Linked DNA regions of Homo sapiens: region 2 is linked to region 1. A link is a loop called in an ENCODE intact Hi-C map of the cell type or tissue named here. Cell type or tissue: ascending aorta. All regions are shown on one strand.

Region 1 (8,000 bases):
GGGGAAGGCAGGCAATGAATGAATGAACAAATGAATAAATGTTACAGTGTCAGTGAGCAACTGCTGGCAATTCTTCCCTCTAACAGCCCCAAGTCTCAGGCTGGAGAGGCGCTTGGAGGTGACTCTTCACTATAAGGCCCTGTCTGACCCACCCTCTTTAATTTACAGAAGACGAAACCAGGAGCAAGAGGGGAAGTGCCTTGCCCACAGTTCCATGGTTATCTTTCCCTACAGCATAACCCAATGCAGATACCTCTTCAATCACAGGCTCACTGAGGGTGTGTCTAGGGAAGGGCCACTCTACCTCCTCTATCTTCCTTGCATTCACTTGCCTGGCCAGCTGCCCTGGGTCCTGCCTCCCTGCAGCTGCCTCCACAGCAGCAATGCACTGGGGCAGAGGCAGGAAGACCCCTCAGGAAGGAAGCGGGACAGGTGATCGGTCACCAGATATGGGAGGCCAGCCAGGTGACCTCTTGAGACCACCTGACCCTGTGATGCCATCAGCTTGGCATCAGACGTCAGGTCAGGGGTGGGGCGGGCTCACAGGAAACCAGGCCTTTTCTATTCCTTGTCTGTGTTAGGTAGTTTCCAAAGATGGTCCTCAGAAATTCCTTCCTTCCTGCATGTGCGTACTTCCCTTTAAAAATCTGGACTGGTCTTGTGACTTCATTGACTAATAGAATTCAGTGGAAGTGATGTTCCAGAACTTCCAAGATCAATGCTTAGGAAGATGAAAGCTTCTACTTCCTTTTTCTTGGAACACTTGCTGGTGAAACAGTCTTGCTTGGAACCTGGCTACCATGCCAAGAGGAAGCCCAGCCCCTTCATGTTTGAAAGAGGGGATTGAATGGAATTGCTGTGGTATGGAAGATATTCTATATAAACATATACATATATATATATACACACACACACATATATACACGTATATTCATTGCTTTTCCAAAACTCCCTGCATGCCTAATCCTGTACAAGGAACTAGGCTATGCACCAAGCACTTAGAACAGTAGGTGTTCAGCAAATACTGATTGACCGACTCTACATGAATGATCTCATTTAGCCGCAACAAACAATTCTATGAAGTAGGCGTTATGCCCATTTTACAGATTAAGAAACTGAGGCTTAGAGAGATTAATTAACTTGACTGCAGTCCCCACCACTAGGAAGGGACTGAGCCAGGACTGTCACAGCGGGTGTGCAATATTGAAGACTTCCCGGCAGAACTAGAGGGGCAGAGGCATGCCTTGGCTCCCCTTGAACTCTCCCACTCCCAAACTCATACCAGGCTAGTTTAGGGACTGCCCAGGATCAATAATTGGGATTTCTTGACTTAAAGAGCTCCAGGACAAGGTGGCACAAATGGCCTTTCCATATTCCAGGATTGCAGGACACACACAGTGGGGAGGGTGCTCCTTCTACTTGACCATGGGCTCTTGGTTCTCTGAAATAATAGGAGAGACCATTTGCACACTTTGTTACAAAACTCTTGCATACCAGACTGGGCACCACAGCAAGGCCCTATCTCTGTAAACCATAAAATAACTACCTGGGCATGGTGGTGGGTGCCTGTAGTCCCAGCTACTTGGGAGGCTGAGGTGGGAGGATCACTTGAGCCCAGGATTTCGAGGCTGCAGTGAGCCATGATCAGGCCACTGCATTCCAGCCTGGGCAACAGAGCAAGACCCTGTCTTTAAAAGAAAAAAAAAACCAACTGCATGCACTGAAAGACACGGTTGGCCAGGCAATTCCTCCCTCTAACAGCCCCAAGTCTCAGGCTGGAGAGGTGCTTGGAGACGACTCTTCACTACAAGGTCCTGTTTGACCCACCTTCTTTAATTTACAGAAGAGGAAGCCAAGAGCAAGAGGGGAAGTGCCTTGCCCACAGTCCCATGGTTATCTTTCCCTACAGCGTAACCCAGTGCAGACACCTCTTCAATCACAGGCTCACTGAAGCTGTGTCTGGGGAAGGGCCACTCCACCTCCTCTATCTTCCCTGCACTCACTTGTCTGGCCAGCTGCCCTGGGTCCTGCCTCCCTGCAGCTGCCTCCACAGCAGCAATGCACTGGGGCAGAGGGAGGAAGACCCCTCAAGAAGGTTGTGGGACAGGTGATTGGTCACCAGATATGGGAGGCCAGCCAGGTGACCTCTTGGGACTACCTGACCCTGTGATGCCATCAGCTTGGCATCAGACCTCAGGGGTGGGGTGGGCTCACAGGAAACTGGGCCTCTACCCTTCCCCTCCAGCTTACCAGTCAAAAATAACTTGCAGTTTCCGGAAGAACGTGCATCTTGCAAGAAGCCCTGGAATCTGCTGCCCGGCACAGAATGTCGGTCAGGGTTGAACCCCTCTCTCTCCGGCTTTGCTTGGCTTTCCTTTCACCACCTGTTACCTCATTTCATTCAGAATTCCTGTTGGTTTCTGCGCTGGAATCCCTGATTTTCCTCAAGTGTGGAAAACACAGCACTGATGAGATACCAGTTGCTTTTCAGCGGTAAACTGACAGACTTGTAAGAAATCATGACTGTTGTGTATTTATTTTTATAGTTCTCTTATGTTTTGGTGAGAAATACTGGGCTTCTAGTTAGTATAGCAATAAACTATTTCCCTTATATTTAGCTCTACTTATTTACTTTTTTTTTTTTAATACAGATAACTCTTGTTTGTTTATTTTAGAGACAGAGTCTTGCTCTGTCGCCCAGGCTGGAGTGCAATGGTATGATCTCGGCTCACTGCAGCCTTGAACTAACTCCTAAGCTCAAGCGATTCTCCTACCTCAGCCTCCTGAGTAGCTGGGACTACAGGTGTGCACCACTGCACCTGGCTAATTAAAAAAAAATGGGCATTTGATGTCGGTGCCTGCTTGGGTCTCTTCCAAGCATACTTTCCTTTCCTTTCTTTCCTGTTCTAAAGCCTTTTAAATAAACTTACACTCCTGCTCTGAATTTTTTCTTTTTTTTTTGAGAAATGAGGTCTTGCTATGTTGCCCAGGTTGCTCTCAAATTTCTGACCTCAAGAGATCCTCCAGCCTGGGCTTCCCAAACTGTTGGGATTGCAGGCATGAGCCACTGTACCTGGCCTACATTTAACTTTAAACAGTTGAGTTGAAGAAAAAAATAACTGAGTCATATTTCAGGTGACATGTAGGTACGTCCAAAATCATCAAGGGGATGTAAATGACTCAGAGTGGGAAATTCTCAGTTGGTGCCCCAGGACCGAGGACTCTGTCCCTGGGGTGGGGGTTGCTAGCAGCCGCAGGTCTTTGGGGAAGCCCGTGTAGGGTCTAAGACCACCGAGCTGGCGACCGAGTCCTGGCCCCTCCGCTCCTGGTGCTGCGCGGCCTTCCCTGCTCCCGGGCCAGGCTTCCCCATTTCTGCAAGGCGGAGGGTCCGCCCGCCCTTCCTGCGGAGACACTCGCTTTTTTTTTTTTAATTTTAATTTTAATTTTTATTTGACTTTAAGTTCTGGGATACATGTACAGAACGTGCAGGCTCGTTACATAGGTATACATGTGCCATGGTGGTTTGCTGCACCTATCAACCCGTCATCTAGGTTTTAAACCCCGCATGCATTAGGTACTTGTCCTAATGCTCCCCCTCCGCTTGCCCCCCACCCACCGATAGGACCCGGTGTGTGATGTTCCTCTCCCTGTGTCCAGGTGTGTTCCCATTGTTCAACTCCCACCCCTGGACACTCGCTTTTTCACCCTCCTGCCAGCTTTTCTGCTTAGACCTGGACACAGAGTGCAGCGGGAAACTTTCAGCTCTCACACATACCTATCAAGCATTTATTGAGCTCCTGTGAACACAGACACTCCTGCTCTCTCCAGGAAGCGCTCCCGGCTCAGGGCGCCTTGGGTCCGTGGCGCCACCTGCTGTTCTCGCGGCGCCAGCGCAGTCTGCGAGGCCGTCCCAGCTCTTTCCACCCGAGCGCGAGGTAGACGCCGGGGCCACCCGCAGCACGCAGAGCTTCTGGGAGCCGGTGGCAAGGCCGAATTGGGATGCAAACCAAATGGACGTGGGTGACTGGCAGAAAACGCCTCCCACAAATGGGAGGGATTTCGGAGGGAACCGAAAGAAAGTTGGTAAGCACCCACAGCCCCGAGCTTGGCTTTTGTTTTTTCTCTCTGACAAAAAAGCTTGGAAGGGCACTTCCAGGCAACCAGGGGCGACTGGGTCAGCTGCTACCCGCGCTGCTTCCTCGAATGTGGAGAGAGCAGCTGGGGAGGTGGGGGAGTGCATCAGAAGCTCAGTAAAATGCAACGGGGACTTTGCACCCTCTTTTTGCTGCTTCAAGTGGACAGAAGGTGATCAGATGTCAGAGCGGGGAGGGCGACTTCCTCCATCCCTACCCCCGCCCTCAGGTCACATGAGGGAAATTACTCCCCAAAGCTCTCTTTCTTAACACTGTCTGGTGATGACTCCAGAACTTCTCAGCATCTAGAACGACAACCTTAGCACGTCAGTCTGCCTGGGCCTGCCACCTCCGGAGGCCCAGAAGTGACACCGAAGGACACAGGGCATCTCCATCTAGCTGTTCTCAGCTTTGATGTGCCCGAATTAAAGGGGTAGGGTGGGCTGGGAGCGGTGGCTCACGCCTGTAATCCCCGCACTTTGGGAGGCCTTGGGCGGGGGGGGGGGGGGGCGCGGATCACGAGGTCAGGAGTTCGAGACCAGCCTGGCCAACATAGTGAAACCCCGTCTCTACTAAAAATACAAAAATTAGCAGGGCATGGTGGCGCGTGCCTGTAGTCCCAGCTACCCGGGAGACTGAGGAAAGAGAATCGCTTGAACCCGGGAGGCGGAGGTTGTGGTGAGCAGAGATCCGCCACTGCACTCCAGCCTGGGTGATAGAACGAGACTCGACCTCAAAAAAAAAAAAAAAAAAAAGAGGGGCAGGGTGTTAAAATACAGTAGCAGTAGCTTAGGTTCCATCCACCTCTATTAGATTCTGGCTCAGTGGGTTTGGGGTGGGACTCTTGGCATGGATATTTTTAACAGGAACCCCAGGTGTTCCTGGTGCTCCATAGGTTGAGAACTCCTGCCCTGGCTTCCAAGGCACGCGCTTTGTCCAACATTCTTCCAAGTGCAGTGCAAAATAAAGAGTCACTGTGAACTCGCAGCGCTCTTGGGCTAGATTATGTGCTCCTTGCTTTACAAGAATTCTCATTTAATGCTCCCGGGAATGCTTTGATGGACATCATTTTCATGTGCATTTTGAAGAACGGGGAAGCCTGGGTAACATGGCGAAACCTTGTCTCTACCAAAAGTACAAAAACTAGCCAGACATGGCGCATGCCTGTAGTCCCAGTTACTCGGGAGGCTGAGATGGGAAGATTGCTGGAGCCGGGGAGGTCAAGGCTGCAGTGACCCGAGATTGAGCCACTGCACTATTCAGCCTGGGCGACAGAGCAAGACCCTGTCTTGAAAAAAAAAAAAAAAAAAAAGAATGGGGAGACAAAGACTTAGAGAACTTACTTGACTTTTCCAATGCCAGTAAATGGCAGGGACAGGATTTGAATTCAGTTCAGTATGATTTCAAGGTACATGTTCCCCTTTTTTTCTCTTTCCCAGTATAACAAGTCTCCTTACTCAACTGAAATAGACATCAATGATGTATTTGGGCATAATGATTTTTTTTTTCTTCTTTTTTTTCTAATTTGACTTTAAGTTCTGGGATACATGTGCAGAACGTGAAGGTTTGTTACACAGGTATACATGTGCCATGGTGGTTTGCTGCACCTATCAACCTGTCATCTAGGTTTTAAGCCCCACATGCATTAAGTATTTGTCCTAATACTCTCCCTCCCCTTACCCCCCATCCTCTGACACGCCCCGGTGTGTGATGTTCCCCTCCCTGTGTCCATGTGTTCTCATTGTTCAACTCTCACTTATGAGTGAGAACATGCAGTGTTTGGTTTTCTGTTCCTGTGTTAGTTTGCTGAGAATGATGGTTTCCAACTTTATCCATGTCCCTACAAAGGACATGATCACACTCTTTTTTATGGCTGCATAGTATTACATGCTGTATATATGCCACGTTTTCTTTATCCAGTCTATCATTGATGGGTATTTGGGTTGGTTCCAAGTTTTTGCTATTGTAAATAGTGCTGCAATAAACGTACGTGTGCATGTGTCTTTATGACAGAATGATTTATAATCCTTTGGGTGTATACCCGGTAATGGGATTGCTGGGTCAAATGGTATTTCTGGTTCTAGATCTTTGAGGAATCGCCACACTGTCTTCCACAATGGTTGAGCTAATTTACACCGTCACCAACAGTGTAAAAGCATTCCTATTTCTCCACATCCTCTCCAGCATCTGTTGTTTCCTGACTTTTTAATGATCACCGTTCTAACTGGCGTGAGATGGTATCTCATTGTGGTTTTGATTTGCATTTCTCTAATGACCAGTGATGATGAGCTTTTTTTCATATGTTTGTTGGCCACATAAATGTCTTCTTTTGAGAAGTGTCTGTTCATATCCTTCATCCAATTTTTAATGGGGTTGTTTGTTTTTTTCTCGTAAATTTGTTTCAGTTCCTTGTAGATTATGGATATTAGACCTTTGTCAGATGGATAGATTGCAAAAATTTTCTCCCATGCTGTAGGTTACCTGTTCATTCTGATGATAGTTTCTTTTGCTGTGCAGAAGCTCTTTAGTTTAATTAGCTCCCATTTGTCAATTTTGGCTTTTGTTGCCATTGCTTTTGGTGTTTTAGTCATGAAGTCTTTGCCCATGCCTATGTCCTGAATGGTATTGCCTAGGTTTTCTTCTAGGGTTTTTATGGTTTTAGGTTTTACATGTAAGTCTTTAATCCATCTTGAGTTAATTTTTGTATAAGGTGTAAGGAAGGGGTCCAGTTTCAGTTTTCTGCATATGGCTAGCCAGCTTTCCCAGCACCATTTATTAAATAGGGAATCCTTTCCCCATTGCTTGTTTTTGTTAGGTTTGTTGAAGATTAGATGGCTGTAGATGTGTGGTGTTATTTCTGAGGCCTCTGTTCTGTTCCATTGGTCTATATATCTGTTTTGGTATCAGTAGCCTTGTAGTATAGTTTGAAGTCAGGTAGCATGAGGGCATAATGATTTTTAAATTGATTTCTTAAATAGGCAACACAGGGCTGGGCGTGGTGGCTCACGCCTGTAATCCTAGTACTTTGGGAGGCTGAGGTGGGTGGATCACAAGGTCAGGAGATCGAGACCATCCTGGCCAACATGGTGAAACCCTGTCTCGACTAAAAGTACAAAAAAAATTAGCTTGGTGTGGTGGCCAGGTGCCTATAATCCCAGCTACTCAGGAGGCTGAGGCACAAGAATCGCTTGAACCTGGGAGGTGGAGGTTGCAGTGAGCTGAAATTGTGCCACTGCACTCCGGCCTGGTGACAGAGTAAGACTCCATCTCAAAAAAAAAAAAAATTACATAAGTATTAAAATACATTCATAACAATGTGAATATACTTAACGTTACCAAACTGTACAGTTGAAAGTGGTAAAGATTATATATTTTATGTTGTGTTTTTTTATACCACAATTTTTAAAAAGGCATTCAGTGGAAGGGCGCCCACAGATGGGAGGGATTTTGGAGGGAACCGAAAGACAGTTGGTAAGCACCCACAGCCCCAAGCCTGACCTTTTTTTTCTCTCTAACATGAAAGCTTGCAAGGACACTCACCATGTGCCCTGCTTATTCAATTAATCACTTAATTGATCATGCTGTCATCTTTTTCTGCATTATAACTCCCTGAAGTAGGTGCCATTATTATTCCCTATTTTGAGATGAAGAAAATAATGCACAGAGAGGCTGAGCAACTCATCAGGGTCACACAGCTCCTGAATGGCAGATTGTGAGTCCGGGAGGTTTGGCTCCAGGCGTTGCCCTCCTTTCTACTCTCTGCTGCCTCTGTGGCCTTTTCTCTTTGTCTTGGGAAGTCAGGGAGGGAAAGCTGGGCCACGTTTACTTTAATTCAGCATAAAACAATAACAAGGCAACCAGGGGCAA
Region 2 (8,000 bases), 350 kb before region 1:
AAGAGAAGTTTACCTACCAAGTAGAGATCTCAGATAGTAACCGAAAACAAAAAGGAAAGCAGAGAGGAAAGAGTTGTAGGAAATATGTTTGCAGATTTTCCCAGCTTAGAGGAGTCAGTAGATACCATTTCAATCTTCTAATTATAAATAAGGAAATTTATATTGAAATTTGAAAAATTTTTTACATGTAATCACATGTTATTCAAAACAGGAAGCATGCTTTCTGAATCATTAAAGAGAATAATTAGAAAAATATATCCTGTATAGAAAAGATAGAAAATAATTTATACAGCATGGAAATCACCTTTACTTAAAAGATTGAAAGAACTTTTAAAATTGTCTTTACTTGGCATATTTCTTGCAAGAAATTTCTTCACAGTGTTTTCAGTCTTTTCTAAATTATCTTGACTTTTATTCTTACCTTACTGAATGTGTTAATCATGAATGGATAACGCATTATAACAAGTACCTTTTTAGGTACAAGATGATATTTTGATGGAAACTTACTCTTCTTGAACATGATGACATTGATGACCTAACACTGAACCATGTTTGCATAACTAAAATAAATCCCACTGGGACTTAGTATATTATTCTTTATAGATTTGATTTACTAGCATTTTAATATTTACAGCTATATAAAAAGATTTGTCTGAGGTTTTCTTTTATGTTTACTGTGGTAGGTTTTAGTGTCAGGGCTAGCACTGTGAAACAATTGAGAAACTCTCTATCTTTCACTTCTTCATATATTCATTGGTTGGGTTCTGGAGCCAGGAAAGGGGGAAGAAATTTTAGTTGTTCTTCTCCTACTTCACTCACCTAGGACTCTGACTAAAATCAATAGTACTATAATTAAATTATATAGTTTACTGCTTAGCTAGGTTTTTTGGGGGACTAGCTTGGGAACCAAATTACCATCTCAGGCCATTTTTTTCCTTTATGAAATATCCTTAGCAAATTCTAAATAATTAATTAAAAGATATGTATTAATTAATTAAAAGATTTCTGTGTATTTCTCTCTCCCATCTTCTTCTTTCACTGCCAGCATGATCAGGTGGCTGTGTATTATACCCTGGCAGCCACCCAGCTAGTGAATTCATTTTGGCTTCTGTTACCTGGTGTTTAATCTGAGTATTTTAAATGCTAAATCTTATTAGTAAACCTGTTGAAAGCTTGGCTCTAGAAACAAAGCCTAACTCATACACTTCTGGTGAGACTTTGATACAACTTTCTGTGTGGCAATTAGGCAATTCTTTACATCATCTGTTTTTTTTTTTTTTTTTGACCCAGCACTTCTGTTCATAGAAGATAAGCTGAAAGAAATCATTGCAGATATATGGGAAGATTTAGTTCCAGTGATGCACAGTTGAAGCATCTTTTATAAATGTAAAGATGTGTAAACAACTTGAATGCTCAGCAGTAGGGAATTAGTTAAATGAATATAGATAATTTAGTAATGGAACATTAAGTAACCATAGAATGTTACTGATAAATATATGTGTGACAGTGAAAGTTGTCTGTCATATATTAAGTGAAAAAAACATTTTACAAAACTTAAAGGCCCCATAAAATCCCATTTTGAAAAATAGGTTTGTAAATGCACGCACACAGCCTGGAATTACACATACTGAAGTAAAGGTAGTGGTGATCTCTTGGGGGCATGAGATTATGGGTAACTGTTTTCTTCTTTTCTGTTAGTGTTATCAGGTTTTCTGGAATGAACATATGTTACTACTGAAATAAGGAAAAAAATCACCCTTTTTTTTAAAAAACAAATGCCAGCACACATACAATATGTAGAAATTAAGAAGTAATGCATAACTAGAAAATCATTCCAAATAAAATGATATGAACATTGAGTTTTTAATTGTGTAGTGCCTACTATCTCTGGGGACACTAAGTCTTAAGCAGAGAAACCAAACCAAATGCAGATCTCCTAGAATCCTCATCTAGAAAGATCCAAGTCTGTTCTTATCACATCTATTTTCAAAAAAAATATTTTGCCCTCGTCATGCTTGAAAGGAGTTCTTTAACTTAAAAATTTTATGTGTTCTAATTATTTCTGTTGGGTTATTTGACAGACCGCCTGGACATTAGGGCAGCCCGGATTCTTCTGGATAATGACCATTACGCCATGGAAAAATTGAAGAAAAGAGTACTGGAATACTTGGCTGTCAGACAGCTCAAAAATAACCTGAAGGGCCCAATCCTATGCTTTGTTGGCCCTCCTGGAGTTGGTAAAACAAGTGTGGGAAGATCAGTGGCCAAGACTCTAGGTCGAGAGTTCCACAGGATTGCACTTGGAGGAGTATGTGATCAGTCTGACATTCGAGGACACAGGTAGAACACTTCTCTCAGTTTAATCTCTGATTCCTCTTTCTTTTTAATTGACTAGAGCTCCCTAAAAGCTTAGGCATAGCATACATCTATTTTCCTTAAAGGGCTATGTGTGGTACCTTGAATGAAAAGGACATTTACAAGAAGTATCAGCTAGCCTAGAGCCTCTAAGCGTAATGATAAACCCAAACTAACCTTGATTTGTATGACAGTGGATACTACTCTGTGCCTCAACTTTCCTGGAATCTCATTTGAATGTAATTATAAGTTATTTATGATTGGATATTATTATGTCTTTACACTCTTTTCAACCCAGTAGCATGCCATAAATAATGATCCCTAACTCTCAGAGTTAAAAAAAGTAACTGCAATAGGGAGGGCCAATAGGAGGAGGTGAGAAGTCTTTGATAACAAACTTGTTCTGATTGCAGTCTAAACTTCCTCTTATGAAGGTTGGTTTGTATTATGAATATGAGTAATAAGGATAAATGTTAGCATAATTATTAAGGCTTATTCTTGCATTTTGGACTCACTTTCTATAAAAAAACAATAAACTGTAAGAACTGTCCCTCTAGGCTGGGCACAGTGGCTCATGCCTGTAATCCTAACACTTTGGGAGGCTGAGGTGGGTGGATTGTTTGAGCCTAACAGTTTGAGACCAGCCGGGGCAACATAGGGAAACACTTTTGTCTCTACAAAATTTATATTTAAATTTTTTAATTTTAAATTTTAATTTTTGTCTCCACAAAAATTAAAAAATTATGCAGGCACAGTGGCATGCACCTGTGGTCCCAGCTACTCAGGAGGCTGAGATGGGAGAATCATTTAGGCCTGGGAAGGTCCAGGCTGCAGTAAGCCATGATTGTCCCACTGCACGCCAGCCTGGAGACAGAGACATTATCTCAAACAAACAAACAAACAAACAACAACAAAACTGTTTCTGATTAATCTGACATTATTAGAATCAGATTTGCATGTTGCATTCATTGTTCTCACTGGTCTCTTTGTTGATCTGATGGAAATTGCCTTGGGAAAGCATGAATTTACATTTCGTGGTTTAAGGGATTCATAGCAATTGTAAGTTGTGAGAAAACATACCTATAGTGTATGTGTTAAAGAACATGTTTAAATGTAGGAACCATGAACTGCTTATAAAAGAATATGATGCTTTTTTAATATCTTGTTTTCTATGTGCCTTATTCAAAGGGATCCCTATCCATAGACAGGGATGGGAAACTGTTTCAGAAACTTTTCTATAAGAAATGGTTATTTTTATTCTCTTTTATTTGCTCACTTAAAATTCTTACGCATTTAAAAAGTATCATTACTGGCCTTGTGTAGTAGCTCATGCCTGTAATCCCAGCACTTTGGGAGGCCAAGGCAGGCAGTTGCTTGAGCTCAGGAGTTCAAGAACAGCCTGGGCAACTTGGTGACACCCCATCTCTAAAAAAATAATAATAATAAATTTTAAAAAAGACTCATCACAAGATTTTAGTAAATAAACAATGAGGCGTGCAGATCAGAGTAGAGAATTGATTTGGGTGATTTCTTCTGGCAATTTCAAAAGATATTTTTGTTGCCTAGACTTCTTATTCTTGCATGTACCACTAGAGGCTATAGTTTGCTTTCGTAAAGGAATTGGCATTTCTCTTGGACCAAACTCAAAGAAGCTGCGTCTAGGGCCTAAATCTTCTAATTTTAGCTACAGAGTAAGTATTTGATGGCATTTAGAGAGTGAGTTCGTGGAATTAATGCTATGTGAAATTGACATCATAAGCACGTGACATGTAGGTAATTTGTTCTTATTTCTTTTCACATTGGTATTGATTATTTGATAAGGCTTGGAAAGCACTTATTCAATACCTGACACACAGTGAGCATTCACTAAAAATTAGCTTTAACCATTATTTAAATTCTATTAATAAATTCTCAGGAGGACAAATTTAGATTTACAAGCTTCAGTATGAGTTTTTATAAATTTCAATCTGATTTTTTAATTGCCTTCTAAAATATTTATCCTATTCTCAGCATTATTACTTAATTTATACGGCAGAATTATGGGAAAATGCATTTTTCTGTTGCCTACTAATGGACAGTGTATAGTGTCATGGTTCTCACCACTTACAAACATCACTGGATTAAAATAAATCTCTATTTTAAATCCTTACTGACATATAAAATTTGTTCTTTTTTTCAAGTGAATATGCTTTTGTGTATGTGACTGTATTAAGAAAATTGAGTCTGAAGAAAATAAGAATTGACTTTATGGGTCTTTTGTAAAAGGAGGTTGTGTTACAATCACCATTGCCTAAAATATTTGTAAATATAACCTTTTTAGAAACGTATATATGGAGGCTGTGATTGTTGCCGAGTAAAAAGTATAAGGATTTGTTTTGTGAATCATTCTATTCAGCCTGATTTTAGATACACCTTGCTGGTAAGTGTTACTTAGCCATCAGTGTACCAGATGTTTGATTAACTACTATAGCAACCTGCCCTTGTGCTGTTGGGGACATATTACCCATCTACCCCGTGAATTATTAAAGCCTGGTGAAAAATTTTATTTCAAACCCTGTTTGGAAGCACGTGGAGAGTAGTGGGGTTCAGTTGTTGAGGAAAGGGTGAGGGCAGAGCATGCACTTAGGTCAGTTATGAATTGAAGGTGAATAGGAGGAGGAGAGAAAGAACAACCGACAATTCCAGCACAACCATGGGTGTGCCTGGGGGAACATGTGGTTCCATGTGACAGTTGAGGCATTTGGGAGACAACCCAGGTCTTGACGTTTGAGTACCGGTCACATGCTCACAGTTAGAGTTCATGAAAAGTTTTGTTTTTCCTCAGCCTTTGAGTAGGCACCACTGTTCCGCAGCCTTAGAATAGCCAAGGAAAAAGAAAGCCAGGGAAAAAGAAAGCTGCTTTGTTATTGTCCTTGCTTATCCTCTCGATTTTGCCACTCACTCTCCCTGTTTTCCCATGTGTGGAACACTTTCCTTTTGCTAAAAGTACCTGCGTATGAGAAGAAGGATGCCGATAAGTTGGGGATTGATTTTAAAAACAAGCAAAGATATGTTTTTTATGGTTAAATGATAATGAGGTGGGAGATGGGGAAGCAAAAGAGAGGCTTGCCTTAATATTTAATCTTAAACTTGGAAAATAATAGTGATCTGACTAAACATTGCCTCATTTTTGTCTGTATTGTTTTGAGTAGCTTAAAGGAAGAATAATGTTTATGCTACGTATTAACTCATTCAGTTTTTCAGTCTTTTCGATATTTCTCATTTGGATTTATCTCCATTGTGATTTTTCTGTCCACTTTGTAAGCCACAAAATACTCATTCCCTTCTATCAGTTTTAACAACTTAAATTTTTATATTTAAGTATTACATTTAAATAATTTAAGTCAATTCACACAAATATAAGGTAACTAACTTCTTTTAAGATGAAGTTTTATGAAATAATGTTTGCATAATTGTTTTTCATTTGTTCTTTGGTAAAAAGAAATAATATATTATTGTTATGATATATCTTAAATCACTGTGGATATTAACTCCTAGAAATACTTTACCAGCTGTTTACTTAGATAATAAAATTATATTATTGCAAGAAATCCTTGTCTCAACTTTCAAACAAGATGAGAAGAAAAATGAACTTGTGATTTCCACATTGATACATTTTCATATGCAACCTGAAATGGTAAAGTTATAAATAAACTATTTCATTATTAGTTTCTACAAGGGAAAAATAACTGAAGCAGCAAGCTTCTAATGTATTTTTTTAGCATAGTGTACCAGATATATTATGGTTTGCCCACTATCCTTTCAACTTACATTTGCATGTAGCTCTTCTTTGCCTCTCCAAAACTTAGGTTTATTTTAAGGCCTCAACCCAAGGCTTCCTCCATTAATGTAAGTGCAGTCAGTTATGATTTCACTCTTCTCTAAACTGACCACCTATTGTGCTCCTTTATCGAATACGGGCCTCTGGCATTTCTACCATACAACTGTGGAGATGAAACATAAATACGTTTATAAAAAGTACAAGCTTTCTCAGGCAGGGGATTTATCGTCTATCTCCTTTATGTACCCCATGATGCTTATTTAACATGGTGCTAAATGTGGTGAGCGCTCTCTGGGTGTTTTGTGAATTCATGTAAGATTAAAACATAATATTTTGGAAGTTATGCAACCCTTTAGACGAGTACACCCATACAAATTAGTCTATAAAAAGATTTAGGAATGACTACCAGAAGAATAATTGCATTTGTTTAGACATGCTATTATACATTAAAATCCCAGTTTCTTAAAGACTGTTTTTCTTTTTGAGATCATTAGGATCTTTTTTAAACTGATTCCTTTTTCCAGTTTGAGATACACACACACACCCACACACCCACCCACACCCACACCCACACATCCACACACCCTTGGTAGAAAATGTGAAAAATAAGGGGAAAAAATCCTCATGTTTTTCTACCGTACAAAGATAATCACTGTTAACATTTGTTTTGTTCTGCCAGACTTATCATTGGATTTTAAGTAACAGAATTGTAATCCTGTCATTTTCACTTAACATTGTAACACTTAAACTCTTTTCTATTCCAAATTCTTTGTAAATTTTATTTTAACAGTTTGCATTATAGCCTGCGGGAGCCGAGCCCTTTAATTGAATAGGTAGGAAGAGTGGATGGTGAAATGCCTATATTTTTCTCTCTTGTCTGCTATAAAAGACATTTGCAAAAGTTGCTTCCATGAGGCAGAAATTGAAATGGGACTCAAATTCAGGTGTACTGAATTCTGCTCTTGTGCTTTTTCCAGGAAACCAGAAGTAAACTTTAAGTAGCTGTTGCTAATAATGATGAGCATCACTGGAAAGCTCACTGTGTGCCAGGGACCGTGCTGTGTGCTTTGCCTGTGTTCTCTCATGATCCTTATATTAATATAACCCACCAGGTTGACACTATTTTCCCCATCTTATAGGTGAGGAAACTGAGGCTTAGGTCAAGTAATTTGCCCAAAATAGTATTCAGAGGCTTGTACTGTGTTACCTTTAGAGTGCTGATGGAAAGATGCTTTGAGTGCTGGCACGGTGGATCTGGTGGGGAACAATCTTACAGCTCTATATCTAGCCTCTACTCTGTGGTAAGACCCCGTCTCTGTCATAAAAGTGCTCACTGGCTCTATAGAGGAGGTTATTATACCCATGAATAAAAACTAGGTTGTAAGTAACCATCAGATGAGTTATGGGGCCAGTAAGTGCTGTAGACATTGCATTATTAGAGCGATCCCTTTGTGAGAGGTAGTCAGAAAAAGTTTCTTAGAATTGTTGGGATTTACGTAGCAGGAAGAGGAGTATTAAGGGCAGGAAGGCACCATATTTTTAAGAAAGGTAAAAATTTTTAAGGGGCGTAATAGTATCTTGATTGTGGTTGAAGCAAGAAAGTAATGGCAGCAAGTTGGGAAGATGAATGGGAGCTGGATTGTGAAAAGCCTCGAACTCCAGACAAAGGAATTTGAACCTTATTCTGTAGGCTCTGGGAAGCAATGGAAAGTGTAAGAGGAATTGCTTATATACAGTGTGAGTAGAATCTAGGATTCCAATTTTTTTAGAAAGGGTGCCTACCTAGAATATTATTTTCTCTCTGTGACTTCAGGTGTAGAATTGT

What was found. Peaks named below come from ENCODE experiments on the same cell type or tissue, not always from the same donor. Only the 100,000 strongest peaks of a DNase experiment are listed, where the experiment ranks them.
Region 2: it touches region 1 in a loop (2.5-fold over the local background); 6 of 110 quality-filtered maps call a loop at or near these places.

What each region holds. Positions count from the first base shown.
Region 1 is chr16:48,619,521-48,627,520 of GRCh38, forward strand. It overlaps LOC105371240 (a long non-coding RNA gene), which reads left to right and starts at 3,917. Exons shown (of 4, transcript NR_188470.1): 1 at 3,917-4,083. In ascending aorta, a CTCF peak has its summit at 3,880 (motif pointing left); DNase peaks (open chromatin) are centred at 3,861 and 4,341; H3K4me3 peaks cover 1,635 bases; H3K27ac peaks cover 1,202 bases.
Region 2 is chr16:48,267,935-48,275,934 of GRCh38, forward strand. LONP2 (lon peptidase 2, peroxisomal) reads left to right here. Exons shown (of 15, transcript NM_031490.5): 7 at 2,082-2,340. Among named protein-coding and RNA genes, the nearest start is that of ABCC11, 24 kb to the left of the region's middle. In ascending aorta, a CTCF peak has its summit at 3,941; a DNase peak (open chromatin) is centred at 5,104; H3K4me3 peaks cover 801 bases; H3K27ac peaks cover 3,859 bases.